Regions from separate parts of the Mus musculus genome. Here region 2 is linked to region 1. A link is a loop called in an ENCODE intact Hi-C map of the cell type or tissue named here. Cell type or tissue: left cerebral cortex. All regions are shown on one strand. Each heading gives the region's core, and the rest is flanking DNA. Links, peaks and the distances in the headings are about the cores only.

Evidence for each region. A loop is a pair of places that touch in the nucleus more often than their neighbours do. Peaks named below come from ENCODE experiments on the same cell type or tissue, not always from the same donor. Only the 100,000 strongest peaks of a DNase experiment are listed, where the experiment ranks them.
Region 2: a loop joins it to region 1, with 3 times the contacts of the local background. A loop is called at or near these places in 2 of 42 quality-filtered maps.

What each region holds. Positions count from the first base shown.
Region 1 is chr7:124,904,152-124,911,904 of GRCm38, forward strand. No RefSeq gene overlaps it. Among named protein-coding and RNA genes, the nearest start is that of 3100003L05Rik, 200 kb to the left of the region's middle. In left cerebral cortex, for the core only: a CTCF peak has its summit at 4,003; DNase peaks (open chromatin) are centred at 1,652, 3,323 and 3,908; H3K27ac peaks cover 1,212 bases.
Region 2 is chr7:125,111,104-125,118,856 of GRCm38, forward strand. No RefSeq gene overlaps it. Among named protein-coding and RNA genes, the nearest start is that of Gm30501, 95 kb to the right of the region's middle. In left cerebral cortex, for the core only: no CTCF peak of the experiment used is centred there; DNase peaks (open chromatin) are centred at 4,458, 4,673 and 6,275.

The sequences.
Region 1 (7,753 bases), core at 1,332-6,331:
TGACATGAGATGGGACAAGGGCATCTCTAGGATGCGTGTGCTCTGAATCTCTCAGACACACTGATCCTGACTCACTAGAATCATGCAGACCTGTGACTGAATGGACAGGGCCTGTTTAGAGCCTGAGTTCCTTCAGATTAACTAGAGAAAGAACAGGACTATATTGAATTGGATGGGTACTTAGCATCTGTGTGAGCACCATTCTCTCTGGAAGCCCATATCTGATTCCATAAAAATCAAAGACAAGAGTCAAGGGGAAACAGCAAGGTGCCCACGACTTTATTTACTATCAGACACCAGAAGGCTGGTGAGAAAAGACAGAAAGAAACTGGGATCCAATTGTATAGACGGATAAATAGATCAGGTCAGACAAAATATGAGACCAGTGTGAATAGTTAGAATCCAGTTTGAGGGGTTAGATTGCAGGTAGAGCAGCCTGTTGGGGCCCCTCTCTGGGGGGGGTGTCAATCAATCCTACCCACCCACCCATCTACCCACACACTCACTCAGATGTCTTATCTTGAGCAGGGTATTGCTGTGTTAAACACCATGGCCAAAAGCAACTTGGGAAAGAAAGGGATTATTTGGCTTATATATCCTGGATCACAATCCACTGAGGGAGGTCAAGGCTGGAACTGAGAATAAGAACCTAGAGTCAGAAACAGAAGCTGAAGCCAGGAAAGGGCTCTGCCTTCTGGTTTGTTCTCCATGGCTTGCTCAGCCTGCTTTCTTATCATACAGGACCACTGCCCAGGAGTGGCATAAGCTGAAATCACCCATATTAATCATTAATAAAGAAAATGCCCCCATAAACTTCCCTTCAGGTCAAGGTAGTAGTGGTGTCTTCTCAGCTGAAATTCTCTACTCCCAGATGATTCTAGCTTGTGTCAAGTTGACCAAAACAAACAAACAAACAAATCAAAACAAAACAACAAAAAAGCAAGCAATGAGCACTTCCTGGTGCACACAGCACACAGGAAACAGTGGTGTGAATATAATCACCAAGCAATTGAGACCGTAGAAATCTACACGCATACACCTTGCTCAAAAGTCTTCCAGCTACCTGTTTGCCAAATACTAAGTAGGTGACAAGACACACACTTACAGGTAGCCCTTGGCATTCAGACCCATTGTGGCCTCTGCTGAGACTCTGCTTGAGAAATGTCCTAAGATGCTTGCCATTTGGAGGATACCTTTCAGTCTCTCAGTCTTGTGTTTGCATCCGGCCTCCGACCGACATCAGGAAGACCAAGGGCAGAGATTAAGGGCCATCAAGACTGCGGCTACTCTTCCTAAGGCCCTGGGTCAGAGATAGCTGTCCCGCTCACAGCAGGGACACAGATGTGGGTTTGTTCAGGGATGGCTTTACTCTAATCAAACTGGGATTAAAGAGCTGACTCAGTGGATCTGTATGTGCTTGGGGTGGGAGGAGCCAGGGAGGATCCAGCCAGTCCTCTCTAAGGAACCTGGGCAACTGGAGGCAATCACCTCCAACTGGGACCTCAAACCAGAGGAGAGCTGTACAGCCTTGGCTAGCCAAGTAGGAGGGGCGGGCCCAATTAAAGTGGCCACTGCAGGAATTTAATAAGCAGGGGACCATTTACCGAGAGAGCTCTGCATTGGAGAACCTGGGCTCATTTCTGAACACAGAAACGTTTGATGTCGGACATCTGACTCTGTGTGGAGTTCTTAGCCAACTCTGCAGAAGGCCCACATCCCAGGGAGAGTCCTTTGAAGGAGCCAGGGCTGTCAATGGAGTTGTACTAATTAGGCAACAGGAGTAGCCCCAAATGCCTGTCTTCATTTGCAATTCAGTGTGTCTCTAATTTGCCAAATATAAAACATCCTCTCTGGAAAATCACATTCAACTTAGTGAGAGAGATTTCCTCACCTGCCAGGTAGGAAGCACTTAAGGTACCAGCTAATTGCCAACTGCCCGGTTCATATGATGTAGGCCTACACTGTGCGGTCTAAGCTGGAGTAAGGCACAGTGTCTCACTCATGCTAGGCACATGCTCTGCCATGGAGTCACACAGCCACACATCTATGGCTTGGGTTCCCATTTTGCAGATAAAGAATCTGGGGCTCATGAAAATGACTCTCCCCTGCCCCATCAATCAGAGGGGGCAGTGGCTGTTGTAGAAAGAGTGGTTCTGAGCTAGAATGCTTGCTCTGTGGGGGATCTTTCAGCAGTGTTCAGACAGTTTGATTGCCCCAGTTAGCTTGAAGGCTATGGAGGAGCAGTTTCCTATCACGCAGAAACCCAAGATGCTGGTAAACTCCTACCATGCTAAGGGCAGCCCCGAACACTGAAATGTATGGGTTATGGGGTCATCTACCACGTGGGCTTCAGAACCCCAGGTGTGTGTGGTTAGCTAGCAGGAGATGGCTTTGCATGTATCAGCTGGCAACAGCTATGGGATTTGAAGAAAGTCACTCAATTTCTCTGAGCCTCATTTATCATCATCTTTAAAACAGTAGGTGAGAGAAGAATCTACAAGACAATATGAGGCAAGTCCTCTCTCTCATCTCCTTGCCTCTCTTTTCTTCCTTTCTAGAGGCAATCGGGTATACATTTAGAAGTTTATAACCTGAGCAAGGCCATTGGCCAGCTGTCGGACCTGAGAAACTCCACCTTTCACTAAAAAACACTTTAGCATTGAGTTTAAAAATCAGGTGACTCTAAAAGACTTAATTTGATATCTTTGTATTCCTAGAATATACATTTATTCACCTAAATAAAATATATGGATCATAATTCATAAAAAAAGCAAAACATGCAGCTTCACTTTCAGGGAGACACGTGGCGCTCAGCACTCAACCCAGTTTGCAGGCAATGAACATCAGGCTCAGGCCTTAAGACTCTGCTTTCTTCCACTTACGTTAATGTGGCTGGGGTGTGAGTGACGGCTCCCAGGACTGATGTTTGACAATGTCCTTGACAATCACAATATTATATTTTCCTGGGCAAAACCAATTGGCCCAGGAAAATGTATATGACCCACTTTGACTTATGAGATAAAAGATGTTACCTCTTTCGTGGGAACAAGTTGGGGGATAAATTCTCTTTTTTTTTTTTTTTTTTTTGTCCTAGATGTGGGCTGGGGGGACTTAGGAGTAGACGCTCCCTTGAGAAAGCCAGCCTGGACTGAGAACAGACACATTGTCCAAGCCTCTGATTACAACCACGTCTGATGCCTGGTCTTTTCATAGTGTAAGAGTCCCAGAGCCTCGTCTGACTTCTACGTTTATGTTCCTTGGGAACAAATTGTTCCGAGGAGCACAGTAACAGCTCAATTCTGTCTGTGCCAGGGACTAAGGTGGATCTGGTCCAGAACTTAACTCCTGCTCTACTGCATATGTTCTTTTTATAGAAGCATGACACATATGCACATAAATATCTATATAAGAAGGAAATGAGATAGGTGTAAGGGAGAGAAAGAGATAGAAGGAGGGAGGAAGGGAAGGAGAGAGAAACACTGGTGTGCAGACCAGTAAATGTCCATAAATTTACAAGTGAGGATCTAGTGAAGCTCGAGCTAGCGTTGAAGCCCAGGGCACTGCTAGCTCTGCTTCCTGACTGATCCTCTAAGCTAACCATGCTCCTGCCTTCTAACGCCACAGGTTAGTTCTGCCTCTTTACTTTTCGGTTGGTTGGTTTATTGTATTTGGCTTATGGTCCCTGCAGTGAGGGCATACAAGCCTTGTCTGCTTCTATTATGTCTTTGTGGGGGTAGCTCAAAGGCTCAGCTCTGAATTCATTAGGGTAGAGAAATTCAAACCATAGCTGGGGGCCCTCTAACACCTCTATGCCTGTGTGCTCTCTGTGGCCCAGCCCTTGCTGATAGGAAAACTCCTCACCAAGGTTGAGAATTCCTTGATGTGCATCCCAGGAGGAACCCCAGGCTGAAGCTGCATCCTGCCTGTGACCCAGCTTCAAAAGACACTCACTCACCATCCTTCCCAGCATAGTTACGGCTTGCACAGAGTCAGGAACAAACTAGGAACCACCTATTGGTGGAAGAGTGTCACTCTCACAGACCTGGAAGATGAGATGTTCTGTCTGCTCTTGAGATTTATGTGAATGAAGCAAGCACAGGGTGTTCTCTGTGTTACCTTTTTCTCACATCAATTCTTTCACTTTATTGACACTATTGTATTTACATTCTGTTCATTTCTGGAGCTGTATCCTTATATATGTTCCTAGGATAGATATGTCGTCCTTTTTAGTTGGCCCATTGTACACTGCACTGTGAGCATTCCTGAATGAGTCTTCTGGTGCCCATGTACATTAACCTCTGTGAACAAGTCAGGCTATGGTGCTTGCATGCAACGCCTGAAACACCATGTTTCAGCATGAATGCAAAGCCAAAACAACATGTTGTTTGGAGGCAGGCTGATCTGAAACTCCTGTTCTTCCTGCTTTGGCCTCTTGAGTGCTGAGAACACAGGTGCATGCCTGGCATGTCATCTTCTGCAGTGACAGTTGAGCAAATGCACACTCCAGCTGTGACAGAGACTCCTACCCAGGTTTTCAGCCACACTTGCCAGGATAGTGTGGCAGCACATTTACTAACACCTGTCTGTCTCTAGTAGTTAATTTTTCCTCTGTCTGTCATCCTTTTACACTCAGATATAAGGACACACAGTGTGGCATCAAGAGCCACACGGGAAGCCAATAGGGTGGAAAACAAAGTGAGCTATCCAGGAGGAATCCTAGGACGCTAAGGCAGGAGTGGGTGGGTGAGTAGAGGACAGAGGAGGGGACAGGGGCCTTGTGAAGGGGAAACTGGGAAGGGGGCATCATTTGAAATGTAAATAAATAAAATAACCAATAACAATGAAAAGAAAAGCGAGTTTTCCAAGCCTGGAGGCTTGGGAAAGTATCTGTAAGATTTCCATTTAGCTTGAACTTTCAAGAGCAGACATTTCTAACAGGAAAGGAGATAAAGAGGGAAGACTGAAGACTGCACTAAGGGAAGTGGTTAGCAGAATAATATTCCCCAAAGATGTCCATATCTAATCAGAAAACATTTATGTTATAAAGTGAACATTCCTGGTTGTGTCATGTGATGCAGACTCACATGGTGTTGTTGAGGCAGTCTCACGAGACATTTTGCTGAGGCAAGGCCTATGGGAGAACATGTGATGTTTGGAGAGAGTATAAACGAACAGTGGTAGGGCACTTGCATAGCTAACTGTGCAGCTCTTTGTTGGTCTTGCATCTTTGCTCATCTTTACTTCATTGAGAGAGGCATGGCAGAGAACTCCTGGCAGTCCAGCTGGTCCTGGTTGCTCCCACTGACTCCCCCCAATTTGGGGGAGGCCTGGAGGTTTCTGCTGGATTATGTTGCTATTGCTGATTTGTGTTTGGTATCCTGACACTGCTGAACTGGCCTGCTGGTATCCTAAAAATGGAGACTGGAATTACCCCAAATAACTACTTCTAAACAAGTCCACATCCCCTTGTCCTATTTACTCTTTCTTTCTCCCCTGCCTTTGGACGGTGGTCTAGAAACAGGGCTCAAAACAATTGAGAACCCTTATTAAAGTAGTCTTTGAAAAATCTAATCCCATAACATTAGTGTGTGTGTGCACCATGGAATACATATGTGCAAAATGGAACACACATGGAGGCCAGAGGACAACTTCAGGGAGTGTTCTCTTCCATTATATGAATCTCAGGGATTCAACTCAGGTCATCTGGTTTGGCAGCATTGCCTTTACCCAGAGTCCCCTAAATGTCCATATTCTTAGTCCCTGGGACCTGGAAGTGTTAGATGAACTTATATATGTGATTAAGTAAAGATGATGAGATAAGAAGACTTGGAGGAAGAGTCGGAAAGAATGTCAGAGTGGAAAGGACTCTTCATGGACTCACTGCAGCTGCGGTCACCCACATAAGAACGACGTAACCAAGCCTGCCTAACTCCAGCAGATGGCTGATGACCCCCAAGTCCAGCTCCTTACTGAGGTCATACTATAGTTTCTGGGGAGATGACACCATTTCTTTTGCAGTGGGTGGCCACCTGTAGGTTTCCCATGCTTCAGTGGGCGGCCTCTCAGCCATGTACATGCAGACAATACTAACTAGATTGAGAGAGTTATAAAGAATAAACAAAAAATAAAGTTGGGAGGGGACAAACTGGGGGAGATACAGGGGGATTAGAGGGGGAAATAAGAGGTAGGTGTGATAATATTTTTTCGTATATATCTGTGAAATTCTTAAAAATAAAGTTTTTTTTAAATTGAATTTAAAAATTAAAAAGAGAGAGATGCTTTAGGACCACCTGGATGGTCCCTGTGAAAAAGATGCTGTTCTGAAGGGCCAAAGTCTGGTGATGAGGCAGAAGGCAGAGGGTGGACTGGCTGGCTTTGAAGTTGTTGGACATAGTCTTGGGAGCTAGCAAAGGCCAGAGGGTAGATTATCCACTAGAATCTTCAGAGGGCTTGCAGTTCTGTTAGCAGCCTGACTTGAGCCACATAAGGGCCATTTTAGGCTTCCGGCCTCCCGAACCATAAAATAATAAATCTGTTTTTCTTAAGGTGACATGCTTGGGCTCATTTGTCATCGCCACTGGGGGTGGGGGGGGGGACTAATCCAAAAGGAGAGGTCATGAGCTCTCACAGGATAAGAGCAAGAACGGAAAGGTCTCCAAGGAGAGGAAGGATCAAAAGCTAGAGAAGGAACTGTCTCCCAAGAGAGGGTTGTCCAGGAACATGAACTAAGTAGGGCTGAGTTATTGGCCCCAGCTAGCCTGTCTCTACTGGTACTAGTTTTCCCTGGAACAGGGTTGTGTTGACTGGTTTTATAGACACAAGTTAGAGTCACTTGGGAAAATGGAACCCTAGTTGAGAAATTGGATCCACCAAATCGGCCTGTGGACATGCCTCCAAGATACTTTCTTAACTGGTGATTGGTGTGGGAGGGTTCAGCCCATTGTGGGTGGTGAAACTCCTAGCCTTGTGGTTCTGGGTGCTAAGAAAGCAAACTGAGCAAGCCATGGGGAGCAAGCCAGTAAGCAGTGATCTTCCCTGAGCTCTGGTTTAGTTCCTACTTCCGGGTTCCTGCCTTGACTTTCTTCCCAATGGACTGTGAGGTGAAGGTATAGGCTGAAATAAATCTTTTCCTCTCCAAGTTGTTTTTGGTCATGGTGTTTTCATCATAACAATAAAACAAGGGGTACCTAGAGGGGACTCCTAGTTCCTAGTAGCATTCAGTGACCTGAGCACCTGACAGTGTTGCCACCTTCTGCTCCATGATTCAATCCTCAGATTTGTCTGGCCAGAACATTTTACAAGGCAGATGCTTCCCACATGTCACCTCCGAGGACTAGATAGTAGTACACTGTGGGTATCTGACAGCCAGCATATGACAAGCAGTGTGTGTGTGTGTGTGTGTGTGTGTGTGTGTGTGTAGGGGCCAAATCTCAATATTCTCCATGCAGGGCAAGGGGAGAGTAAATATCTCCTTGCAGCTGAGAGGCAGGAGATCTATGAGAATTGGCTGGTTTTAGTCATCATTTCCATTTCAAAATAGAAAATGCAATTCAAAGTCCTCAGCATCCAATAACTGAAAATCAAAAATGATGGCCAGGATGTATAAAATACCACACCTTCACTGCAGGGATGAAGTCTTCTCCAGTGAGAGGTGAGTGGTGTGCACTTGGATCTAGTGAACTGATTCTGGAGAGGTTTCTGCACCACACCAGGCTGCCCAGAATCGTATTTTAAACTCACAACTTATGTTTCT
Region 2 (7,753 bases), core at 1,742-6,741, 210 kb after region 1:
AAGCCTACATGACCAGAATAACAGCATTGTTCATAAACCCTAACCCATCTGAATGACCTAGTTCACATTCCAGCCACAGCCAGTGATGGCGCTTAGAACTCCCTACCAAGGAGCTGTGTCAGTACCAACCAGGAAGGGGAACAAACTGGGAACTAGACTCCGTTTTGTAGTCATAGCTCTTTTTTTGTTTGTTTGTTTGTTTGTTTGTTTGTTTGTTTGAGACAGGGTTTCTCTGTGTCGAGCTGTCGTGAAACTCACTTTGTAGACCAGGCCTGGCCTCGAACTCAGAAATTCGACTGCCTCTGCCTCCCAAGTGCTAGGATTAAAGGCATGGGCCACCACTGCCCGGCTATGGTCATAGCTCTTATGTTAGTGTGTCTACACAAATTCTTTAGTGCAATGATAACTGCAAACTATAACTTCTGATCTTTGAGACTGGAAAAAGCTCAATGGATAAAGTGTTTGTTGTCCAACGGTGAGAACCAGAGTTGAGAGTTCCAGTACCCATGTGAATGGCAGGTAGGCATGGTAGCCTGCCTGGAATTCCAGTGCTCAGAAGCCTGGAAGGCAGCAATAGGCAGCAATAGTAGTAATAGCTATATTACTACTGATCTCGGGGTTCAGTTGAAAGACTCCCTCAAAAAAATGGAAATCAATCAGAAAAGACACCAGCCTTAGGCTTTCACAATGCTTGAACATCCACATGTACCCACACCCCGACACAAGAACATATATACACATATGCACACACACCACACACCAACACACACACAGCAACACACACGCACACACTCGACTTTGACCTCACCTTCCTTCTTGCACCACTCCAAAGCACACTGGCCTCTGTTTTGCCTCTCAAACATAGTCATAAAGATTGTTCCCATCACTTCATAGATTGATCAATTGTTTTGATTGATTATACTATTCCATATTAGCATGTAAGAGCCCTGAACACATTCTGGCTAGAGGCAAGGTTTCTTCCCCTTCCCTTACTTCCCCATTGCTTTTGTTGGTTTCTCCTTTTCATGAGAACATCAGTCCCATACGACTAGGCATCCCTGATTACCGGAAAACCTAATCCTAGACAGCACCCAGGGCTGTGCTTTCCCTACCCTGACAGTCTTACTGAGTCCTCACTCACAGCACCTAGCACTCTGAGCATTAGCGCCTGCACACTCAAGCCTGGAACTCTCCATACTCTCCCACATAACCTACCCCTCCCACATCCCAGCAGTTAGAACATCGACCACTCAAGCAATGATACCTGATCCTAGGTTATGTTGTAATGCCATAGCACAGTACTGAAGACTGGGCAATTTATAAAGACAAGAAAATGATTTTTTTGTCATTGTTTTGGAGACTAGGATGTTCAAGGTTGAGGTGCCAGCACCTGGCAAGAGCCTTGCTGTTGTAACAATCCATGGAGAGCAATCAGAAGGACAGATGAACAAGAGGTGGGATTCATACCCCTAAGCCCCACCTTGGTGTTGGTCCTCTTCTAAGGGCAGAAGCCCCCATGGCTTAGTCACCTCTCTAATGTCATCCCCTGGTACTTGCACTGAGGAGTCAGTTTCCAACACAGGCTTTGTGCTGGGAGACAGCACACCCACCTCTTTTCACAGAGAGAATGATTTCCCCTAGGAAGCTGAAATGCCTTTCTGTGGGATGCTTCCAACCCCCTACCCATGGTCCTCTTCATCCCAGGATCTGGAAGCATGCAAGTACCCAGATGGACGAGTCTCCGAGAGACGGTCGTGCCTGGTGCAGCTTCACACAGGGAAGCTGACACCACGTCTTCAAACATTTTTAATTGCCCTGTCAAGCTGACAATTATAGAACTAATTATTGAGGAGACAATACCAGATACACTGACTGAATCAAGCGTCAACTGAGTTTTTATGTAATTATGCAATTTAATGAATTGAAGGCTACAGTAATGGACTATTGCTGGTTAATTAGGGACTCCCTTTCTGCTAATAATGCCATTTATTTTCGACTCTCGGTATTTATTTTCAGCATCTAAAGCCTTGGACACGTCTTCCTCTGACACTGACATGTTGAGTGGTTTTCTGAGGGCTTGGCTAACAATTGTGTTATTTATAGGCAGCCATCTTCTTCCATTCTCTGGCTGAAGAACTCCAACTGGTTTCTGTTTTATTGCATGCATCTCATTTAGTCCCTGTGCCTAATTATCCTGCTACTGGGTGAAGTGCTCGTGTTTTTCTTTCTGTGTTGAGGCAAAAAGAAAAGTAAGGGATTGTGGCAGAAGATCATTGGCCTGCATCGTATCAAGGTTAACCCTCATTCCTTTGCAGCTGTGGGTTTCTCTGTGTGGTGCTGGGGATGGAACCCAGGGCCTCTTGCGTGCTAGACAACTGCTTTACCACTGAGCCACAGCCCTAGCACTGGAGTCTGTTTTCATTTCTTACCATCTTCTTGATTTCTTGCCTAGCGTGTTGTGTTCTCAAACTGTAGAGAAACAGCTTTTAGTCAGTCTGGGCCCAGGGGTGGGGTGAGGATAGGGCGTTTTCATGTGAAGATGCTTTGGGCTGTCCCGGTGAGGACATTGCTAATCACGGCTGATGAGTGGAAACCTGGATGTGGCAAAACATAAAGTCACACACAGGATGCCAGGCACAGGCTCAACTTGCCCAGGAACTTGTCAATTATCTCGTCAACGTGTCTGAAGATGAGAAACTCTGGCACAGAGTATCAATAACCATGAAGTAAGTTGATTTTCACCAGCCCAGCTTTAAGGAGGAAAACAAATATTTCACAACATCTAAAACATGATGGAACTGTCAAAAGTATGTGAAGCCAACGACATAAATTGTGAAACATGAGTCACAGGGATGTTTGCTCTTCAGCAGTTAAAATATTTGGAAAGAATTGAAAAAAACTTATAATGACTGTTCCCTGTGCAAAGCCAGTCTCTAGTGTCCAAACCTGGTTGCTCCAAGTGGGTCTTAGACAAAGCTGATCATTGGTGGAGGACATGGGAGAACAATGGTCAAGGTTTTGTTACGCCAAGTTTCTCCGCTGTGGTTGTGAGCCTAGCCTTTAAAGGCTGAGTCATCTCTCCAGCCCAAATTTCCCCCTTTGTAAGATTCAATTATGCCAGCTTTCCAGGAGGACATTTTTGTGGGTCTAGTACCCCATTTCTCACTTGTTTTCTGTCAGTTGATAGGACTGGGCATGGGGTTTATAGAAACCATGATCTGGCTGATCTTTGAGGCTGTTCTCTGGCACCATTGAGTAGTCGTGTGGGTCTGAGGGATCTCAGAGCTAACCCATGACTGCTGATGAACATCTGTGAAGACTAAACCTGGAGCTTGGAATGGTAACATCAAGACACTGATAAATCTATCTTGGCCGTCTCAAAGAAGAAGTTACTCCAAGATGGGCAATCACCAAAGGGAAGGGAGAAGGAAGAACAGGGTGGAGAAGGAGGCTCATCATTCCTACCCAGGTCCCACATCATTGCTCCTAAGCACCCTCTTTTCTCTGCTCTTTTTCCTTGGAAGACTGTCCTCTCTTCCCCTGCTACCATGTTTAAGCAGAGGACTCTCAACTTCATATCCTCAGGCCAGCGAGACACTTCCAATTACATGCCCCAATAACTCTACAAAATGTACCTGCTCACAGCTGTGTCTCCTGCTACCCAGCCCTCCCTTTTAGTCCTTGGACTATTGTTACTGCTGATGCCTTGCTTGTATCCCTCCCATCTACATCCCTGCCCTCTTTCCTCACTCCTCCACATACTCTGTCCCTCAGACCATACCTATACCTTCCTTCTGCCATGCTTCCACAATTGCTCAAATGCTGCATCCATCCCCTTTTCCCAGATCTATGCCCCCAGAGACCCCCAGAGATCTGAGGGGCCTCTTCTTTCATGCTCTCAGCACCCTACTCTCCATTAAAATAGTTTACTTTGGTTGCTGCTATAGTGTCTCAAGTTTTTTCAAAGACTTATTTATTTATAAATATGGGTGCTCTGTCTTCCTGAGGACATCAGATCCTGCTATATAGATGGTTCTGAACCACTGTGTGATGCTGGGAATTGAACTCAGGATCTCTGGAAGAGCAGCTAGTGTTTTTAACCTCTGAACCATCTTTCTGATCCCACCACTCATCTTCTCGTGTGTCACCTTTACCAATCATCCTCTATGCTCATGGTTTGTCCTTAAAGTGAGATATTATTAACTCCTTCCTGCGGATGAGGGAATTAAGGTTAGACAGCCCGGGTCTGTGGTTCAAATGAGAGGAGACAAAACAAAAAATAACAAGAAACATACAAACAAACAAAACAAAAAACAAAACAACCAGTCCCATCAGAATGGGAATCTGATTCTGCCGTGCTGGCCACAAAGCCTTATTACTGAGTGAGTTGCTGGCACACCATCTGTCCTGCCTCCCACACCAGAAAAATAGTTCCTTGAAGATGGAATATATATCTTTATGTTGGTGTCCCCAGTAGCCAGAGATGGCATCTGAGCATCAAGGAATGTTTGACTGGCTTAATGAGTAAGAGGGCACTTGGAATCTCACTCCTCTTTTGGAGCATTAAGAACTTTTTTTTTCCGTAAAGGATGGGGCTGAGACTCCATCAACACTCAGATGCTATTATGCTGAAACTCTAACGAGCTCCCTCCAGCTCATAAACTCCAAAAAATAAGTGACTCATCTGTTTCTGTCCTTGCACCAGTCGTTTCCCATCTAGAAAGAGCTCGATCATGCACCGCTTGCATTGTCCAAGGAGAGATGCCAAGTGAACCAAGCTTAAGGAAATCATTTTCTCTGCCTTCATTGCTTTCCGTGTCAGACATCTCAGTCAATGAATAAATGACACAAAGAGTTGCAGGTAACCCAGCCCTCCTTCTCCTCACAGCAGCTCCTGCTTAAAGTGTGTGTGTGTGTGTGTGTGTGTGTGTGTGTGTGTGTGTGTGTGTGTGTAAAGAAAAAAAGGAAAACTTTATGACAAAGGCAGGAGAGAAGCAAAGTTGGCAAATCCGACTAGATTGGCAGTTTCTCCTCCAACATTGGACTCAAAGTTGGTCTAATTAGCTGAGCTGAGACTAGAAAAGAGATTCCTGCAGGGCTTGCTCCCTCTCGGAACTCTGTGGTAGCAAACCATCTGGAAGACTATGGCAGTCGCAGGATGTTTAATGAACTAAGTGGATCTAGGTACAAGGCATCCCCGGATGCAGCAGTGCTGGCCACTGAGAAGTGGGAAACTGGGGTGGGTGGAGTATGGACAGTAGAGCACTCTATATGACAGAAACAACTCAGGGGAGGAAAGAGCCCTTCAGCTCACATCTCCAGAGGGTTTCATGATGGCAGGGGAGGCCTGGCAAGTAAAGTGTGTGACAGCAGCAGTTCCCACTGCAGCAGGCCAGGAAGCAGAGAGGGTGATGAGAATTAGAGTCCTCACAACACCTTCAGAGGTCAGAGTGTTCCCATCATCCTGTGGAAAGCTTCCTTTAATGTCATGGACAAAGACCACGACAAGTGACTTACTTATATGCCAGTCGGATCTGACCTCCTGAATGTCCCACAGCCTCCCAACAGAGTGTCATCTGCTAGAGAACACCCGTTTCAACCAGGAGCCAGAGGGAGACATTTCAGATTCAAACTATAACTAATAAGTCCTTTCCTAGGGCGTCTTCCCCCCGGACACACACAGTGGTGGTCACTACACACAACCCCTGATGTCCTGTCATGCTCAGCCCTGCCTACAGTGGCCCAGGTTCACACTACCTTCAGTAAGAAGGGATAGAAGCAGCAGAGAACCAGGTGGCAGGTACCAATCAAAGTTTGATAGGTGGGAAGATGACAATTTCTATTTGTCCATAGCAAACCTTGAACAAATGGCTAAAAAAAGCAATAAACGAAATTATCTATCCTAGAGAGAAGGAAGCTGTGAGAACCCATAGGGAATTTAAGACCCAAAAGCACCTGGGTGGAAGAGCACACCCGCAGTGCAGGTCCAGTGGACAAGTGAGGGGGTAGGGGAGAAAAGGAGATGTGCACAACTCCAGAGTGCAAAGGAAAACCAGGCACAATGTAAGGTCCAGCACCTATAGAGGACCCAGATTCAACCGGAGTCAGGTGGCCCAGGGGACTCTGGAGATCCCAGCACAGGTCTCAGCTAAAGGAGCAGCTGCCAGCCAGCCACAGCCCACCATTGCCACATATTGCTCCAGTCTCAACACTGCAAGGTCTTCCACTGTTCCAAGAGAAGCCAGAAACCCAGAGCGTGCGTTAAATCCCACACAGCTGAAGTGTTGGCACTACTTCCACATATTTTAAGATACTTTACAGACGAAACGAGACTGTCTGACGGCTAAATGTAAATGTGCAGCCTCCTTGCTTGAAACGGCTGCAACACAGAGATCCTCTGGTGGGACAGCATGACGGCTCCATGGTGACAGTGTGACAACAGTAATTTCAAACATGATCTCCTCTGGCTACCAAGAATTTCACTGTATAGGAAACTGGAGAGTGTCTTAGAATATAAATACAGATACATAGATAGAAAGATAGATGACAGGTAGGTGACAGAGAATGAAAGAAAAGCAAGCAAGAAAGAAACAAAGAAATAAAGAAGGAAGATGAGTGGATAGACAGATGACAGGTAGATGATAGAAAGACAGATAGGTTGATGGATAGATAGATAGATAGATAGATAGATAGATAGATAGATAGATAGATAGATTAATAACAAATGCAAATATCAGGGGATTCCAAAAGGCTCTGCTCATCCCCTCACTCATCACAATCCTAGGCACCTATCAGTCTCCATGGAGCAACCTGTAAGCAATGGCCACTGGAAGAGGGCAGGTGGTTGCTCTCACCCCTGGCCTTTGTGTTGAGGTCACTAAGATGTTCTCCACAGTCTCCCAGAGTCCCTTGATATGCAGGTCTCTGCTCACCCCCTCTTGATTATTGGTGCATCCTTCACTAGCTTCCCTGCTTCTCTACCTCATAACGCCAGTTCTCCATCAAGCTCTCTAGAATCACCTCCCAGATGAACGCTATGACACCTCTCCTGCACCATGCTCTGCCCCTTGGAAAACCAAACCCAGGCAGTAGATGTCCCAGCACAAGAACTGAATTTCTGAGGCAATGATGGTGGATGTGGAGGGTGTTCTGAAAACAAGGAATGGGCACCACACAAGTTGTTCAGGAGATCCTGAAAACAAACTCTGGGCTTTAACAAATCTTCCAGAATCAATCAATCTGTCTCTCTCTGTCTCTCTGTCTCTGTGTGTGTGTGTGTGTATCTCTTTATCTATATCTCTCTATGCCCTCTATGTGTCTCTTCATGTATCTCTCTTATCTTCCTGTATCAACATCTCCTTCAATATCTCTCTTCTCCTCTTCCTTCTCCTCCTCTTCCTCCTCTTCGTCTTCCTCCTTCTTCTCTCACTCCCTCCCTACCTCCTTTCCTCCCCCTTCAACACTCTTCTGAGTCATTGGCCTGTACTATAAATAAATAAGTTTTTCTATTCTCTAGCAAGGAGTTAATGATATGTAAATGAAGCCCTGGGTATATATAGGAAGACCATGCACAAAAGGACCTGAAGCAGTTCCCTTCATAGAGGTTCAAACACTACTTGTGCAGACACCCTATCCTCAGTGTGGTGAACTCTGAGGAGCCTCTTCTATGCTGAGGTTCATCTCTCTTGAGTCACCTTTGTCACTTTGCCATTTACCTGAATACAACTGATCCACAAAGAATTTTTTAAAAATC